Regions from separate parts of the Homo sapiens genome. Here region 2 is linked to region 1. Evidence: read pairs that join two places in POLR2A ChIA-PET (ENCODE). Cell type or tissue: OCI-LY7. All regions are shown on one strand.

Region 1 (2,500 bases):
ACGCCTGTAATCCCAGCACTTTGGGAGGCCAAGGCGGGCGGATGACGAGGTCAGGAGATCAAGACCATCCTGGCTAACAGGGTGAAACCCCGTCTCTACTAAAAATACAAAAACAAAATTAGCCGGGCGTGGTGGCAGGCTCCTGTAGTCCCAGCTACTCGGGAGGCTGAGGCAGGAGAATGGCGTGAACCTGGCAGGCGGAGCTTGCAGTGAGCCCAGATCGCGCCACTGCACTCCAGCCTGGGCGACAGAGCAAGACTCCGTCTCAAAAAAAAAAAAAAAAAAGGAAAACCCCAACTTTCCACACCTAAGTAACAAAAGAACCAGACGTTACTCCCTTTGCAACCCCCTCCCCACTACACAACCACACACACACACACACACACACACACACACACTTTAGCCGTGTGGCAGATGTGAAATTGAAAGTATCTCTGATTCGTTGCTTTCTGCAACCAATCAGACGCTTGCATAGGAGTGTAACTTTGTAACTTCACTTTAGCCTCTGATTGGTTGCTTTCCACAACCAATCAGACTGATTGTGGAGCCACTACTTCATTTACATAGGGTGTACACCATGTAACCAATGGGAAACCTCTAGAGGGTATTTAAACCCCCGAAAATTCTGCAAAAGGAGTCTTGAGCTGGTATTACCTTTTCGTTTTCAATAAATCTCTGCCTTTATTCCTTCATTCTTTCCTTAGTTTGTGCGTTGTGTCCAGTTCTTTGTTCAAAACGCCAAGAACGTGAATACTCTCCACCGGTAACTGTTATTGTTGTTAGTAATAGTGGTATTACAATTTTGACGTTAGTTTGGCTAATTAATAAATCTAGGGATATTTTGCAATATCTAGATGTTCTCGCAAGTTTTCTATATGTAGCTATCAGCCAACGTTACAAAGGCCGTGAAAAAAAAATGATCAGAGCATGGCCCATATCGTCGTGCCTCTTGTGTACACATTGGTTTCACGTAGTTTTGTTTCATCTTCTGCCAATTCTAAAAGGGTATGCAAGGCAAGATACCATAACCTATATAAACTTACATGACCTGTATAAAGGACGTGCCTAAGAAGACAACATGCTAGCTGATGACAGATCCTGAACAGACACCTGTTCTGGATGACCTAAGTGAGTTTCTCCTTTTATTTCAAATTTCTTAGAAAGAATCACCCTTGGGGCACGTAAGAACTGGCTCAAATGGGAGTGCCTGACGCGGGGTGGGGGGCTGGGGGCGGGGTAGGTGGTGGCCGTGAGAAGGTAGCCGTGAGAAGGTGGGAGAGGAAGGGGTGGTTAAACTATTAGGGATGCAGGCTTTGGCACCACTACGAAGCCAGGGTTTTCTTTGTGTTTTAACTGTCAGATTGAGAGTAGCTCTGTTGTAGCCCCTTTGCAGGGTTCCCATGAGACTTTTCCTAGGTAGTTACGTTGACTCGCTTAGCAACATAGCAAATTACAGAAACGGAGTAAGAACGTAAGAAATCGCAAAGCACGTGACGTATGGGATCTCACTGTTCTTGGCCCTTCTCCCGACCCGTAGCCCTGCTCTGCTACGACTGCGTGGGTGAGTCGTCTATAAAAACTCATCTCTGCGCGTCTCTTCGCCACATTCGCTTCCTGCTTTCGGTGTGTCTGTTGTGTCTTGTTGCGGGCACCGCAGTCGCCGTGAAGATGGCGTCTACCAGCCGGTTAGTATGTCCCGCCGAGCCCGGCGAGCTGAGGGGCGGGCGCGAGCGCCGCCGGCTTTTAGGCGGCCTCCGGGCAGCCTCGTAGGGCTGAGCGCCTAGGGGTATGGGAGAGAAGCGGCGGGACTGGCCGACGGGCCGGGACAAAGGCACTTCCAGACGGCAGGACTGTCAGGGTGTCGCAGGGGTTACCGAGCTGTTGACGTTATTGCCCTGGAGTCTTATGTAGATATCACCCTATGTGGGTCCTGGTGGGCTACTGTGTCCCCAGTCCTTGCCCTCGTATCTTTTCCCAATATTTCAATCTCCCTTTATTTTCTCTTCTTCCCACCCTCCCTCCTCTCCTCCCCCGCGCCCCCCCCCCCGCTTGTTTTTTTCATCTACGGCCCAAACAACCCGAGGGTCCGTAATTTCTCCTTTTCAAAGGAACGGGAAACAGTTAGTTTCAGGTTCCTATCGATCTGACAGCTAGGAAGTTGGGAACGTCAGCATTGGTAAGCCAGATGGAACCTGGTTGGTTACCATCACAGCGGGCCTCGGAAGTGGAAGCTAGAGCCATCGGAAGAGTTGATTAGTTCCCTGCTAAAGGATTTGTTTACAAATATCGTTGCCTGTGTACTTCTGAAGAAAATCTTGCCAAAGAAAATTAGTTATATGTGCTGGGAGGTCGCTTTTTAGTATATATTTAAGAATGCAGTGTACTCATATCTACAGGAAATGCATGCAGTACCCTCAGAAACAGCCTTTAATCTTGTGACCTGAAAAATGCTTGCAGACCCTAATTATGTCTCTCATTACCACTGTGAGGTAGATATTAG
Region 2 (2,500 bases), 1.1 Mb before region 1:
AAAGACAATGGGGGTCAGTAACACAGGAGCAAAGTATTTTTCAGGCTTTTTAAATTTTTGGAGCTGAAATATCACTATGTTGCCCAGAACGGCCTCCAACTCCTGGGCTCAAGTGATTCTCCTGCCTCAGCCTCCTGAGTAGCTGGGATGACAGGCATGTACTCTAGCCCCATGCCTGGGTTTTTTTTTTTTTTCCCAGCATATTAATATGTTCTTCACTTCACCCTATTATATCATTGTGGTAAAGGAGTTTCTGTTGTCTTCCTGGCCCTTTTCAGTTCAAAAGTCTGTCAGTTGAGAATGTTTGTTTACTTCCTACCACAGAGTTTTTTTTATCCTAAAAGCTCTCCCTAGATGGAGTGGGGGTGGGGAGGATCTCCCTTATCCTGCCAAGCAAACTAAATAGAAACTTGAAAGTTTACATATAACTGGAGTGGGGTGGCTCAGATGCCTGTAAACCCAGCACTTTGGGAGGCTGAGATGAGAGGATTGCTTGAAGCCAGGAGTTCAAAACCAGCCTATGCAACATAGCGAGACCCTGTTTTTTCCAAAAAAGACAGAAAGAAAGAAATTAGCTAGGTGTGGTGGCACACACCTGTAGTCCCAGCTCCTCAGGAGGCTAAGGCAGGTGGATCGCTTGAGTCCAGGAGTTCAAGGTTACAGTGAGCTATGATCATGCCACTGTACTCCAGCTTGGGTGACAGAACAAGATCCTGTCTTTCTCTAAAATAAAAATAAAATAAAGTAAAATAAAAACAATAAATAATTTTTAAAAAATTTTAAAGAAGTTTGCATACAGAATTAGCAAGATAATTATAAAGGCTATGTTTATGGATTTGTAATTGCCTAACAGGTTCTTACCCACTGCACAGGTAAATGCAATTCACTGAGACAGTATTATTGCAGTAAAGAGTTTAATTAACACAAGGCCAGCCAAGCAGAACTGAAGTTATTACTCAAATCAGTCTCCCCAGCAACTCAGAGGCCAGGGTTTTTATGGATAATTTGGTGGGTAGGGAGCAAGGGAAGGGGTGCTGCTCATAGGTTAGGAATGAAATCACAGGGGTGTGGAAAACAATTACGTGCACTGAGTCAGCCTCTGGGTGGGGCCACAGGACTGGCTGAAGCCTGAGCCTCAGGTCTGGGTGAGGTCAATCAGTTGCCAGAATGTAAAAATCTGAAAAGTATCTCAAAAGACCAATTTTAGGTTCTACATTAGTGATGTTATCTACATGAGCAACTGGGGAAGTCACAAATCTTGTGACCACATGACTCTGACCACATGACTCCTGAGCAGTAAGGATTATATAAAATATGCCTGTAGTTTAGCAGAATTCAGGCCCCTCCCATAATCTTAATCTTGTGGTCTCTCAGTCTTACAAAGGTGGTTTCAGTCTGTTAATAAAGAGATTACTTTTAGAAAAGGACTATTATCATCTTGCTTTAAAGTTAAACTATAGGCTGGGAGTGGTGGCTCATGCCTGTAATCTCAAGCACTTTGGGAGGCCGAGATGGGAGTATGGCTTGAGACCAGCAGTTTGAGACCAGCCTGGTCAACATAGCAAGACCTCATCCCTATTTAGTTAAAAAAAAAAAAAAAAAGGTAAACTATGACTATATGACTAAATTCCTCCCATGGTTAGCTTGGTCTATGCCCAGCAATGAGGAAAGACAGCCAGGCTGTGAGGCTAGAAGCAAGATGGAGTCAGCCATGCTAGACTGGTCTCGCTATCATAATCTCTGCAAAGGTGGTTTCAGATTCAGGGCCTTGCTCTACAAAATGTCCTTAAAAATATGATGCCTTCAATTTCAGAGGAAATAGTGAGATTTCTAAACAACATGTGACTTTTTGCCTAGGAGCTAAAAGCTTTCAACTCCTCTTCTTCCATCACGCTATCTGCAAGATGAAAGGAACCAATCTACGATTTCTAGCAGATTCTTGGAATTTGTAATTCAACTAATGCCTACCAAATATCTGCCATGTGCAGTACTGGGTGGTGAAAATGCAATTTTGTATCATTTAGGCATAATTCTCATGGTATCTACAACCTTGCTTTGAGCAATAACATACTAGGACAAAGGTTAACACAAATAATATTATTTCTTTTGCCATGTCAACCTAACAGCAAAAGAAGAAAACATTTCTCCAAAATGACTTATCCGAAAGACCCTAAGCCTTACTGGAGATTCTCAAGGAATAAGTCACTGTGGTTCAGAAGTTAATGGAAAAGCATTCCAAATTCCTTCTGTTCTTTCCTTCAATAGTGACTTCACTTAACCTTGATAGTGACAAAGAGACTTCGTCAAGGAAAAACAACTGTGAAAGGAAAAAGGAATTTGAAGAGTAATTCAATCTTAACCATCCTTTCAACTGGAAATTTGAGCTTATAAACAGTGCCAGAAAAATGTGTTAGAGACATAGCTGGAAAAAAAATGTAACTTTTTCTTAAACTCCTGCAAATGACAGAATTAGTCATAGGAATCAAAAAGGGAACAATCT

What was found. Peaks named below come from ENCODE experiments on the same cell type or tissue, not always from the same donor. Only the 100,000 strongest peaks of a DNase experiment are listed, where the experiment ranks them.
Region 2: POLR2A ChIA-PET joins it to region 1 with 17 read pairs; 2 of 35 experiments call an interaction of 5 or more read pairs at or near these places.

What each region holds. Positions count from the first base shown.
Region 1 is chr1:88,890,668-88,893,167 of GRCh38, reverse strand. It overlaps GTF2B (general transcription factor IIB), which reads left to right and starts at 1,601. Exons shown (of 7, transcript NM_001514.6): 1 at 1,601-1,685. The coding sequence starts at 1,669. RefSeq lists an enhancer at 1,316-1,425. In OCI-LY7, no CTCF peak of the experiment used is centred here; DNase peaks (open chromatin) are centred at 497, 1,537 and 2,207; H3K4me3 peaks cover 2,079 bases; H3K27ac peaks cover 1,446 bases.
Region 2 is chr1:89,951,995-89,954,494 of GRCh38, reverse strand. No RefSeq gene overlaps it. Among named protein-coding and RNA genes, the nearest start is that of ZNF326, 42 kb to the left of the region's middle. In OCI-LY7, CTCF peaks have their summits at 876 and 1,084; a DNase peak (open chromatin) is centred at 1,114.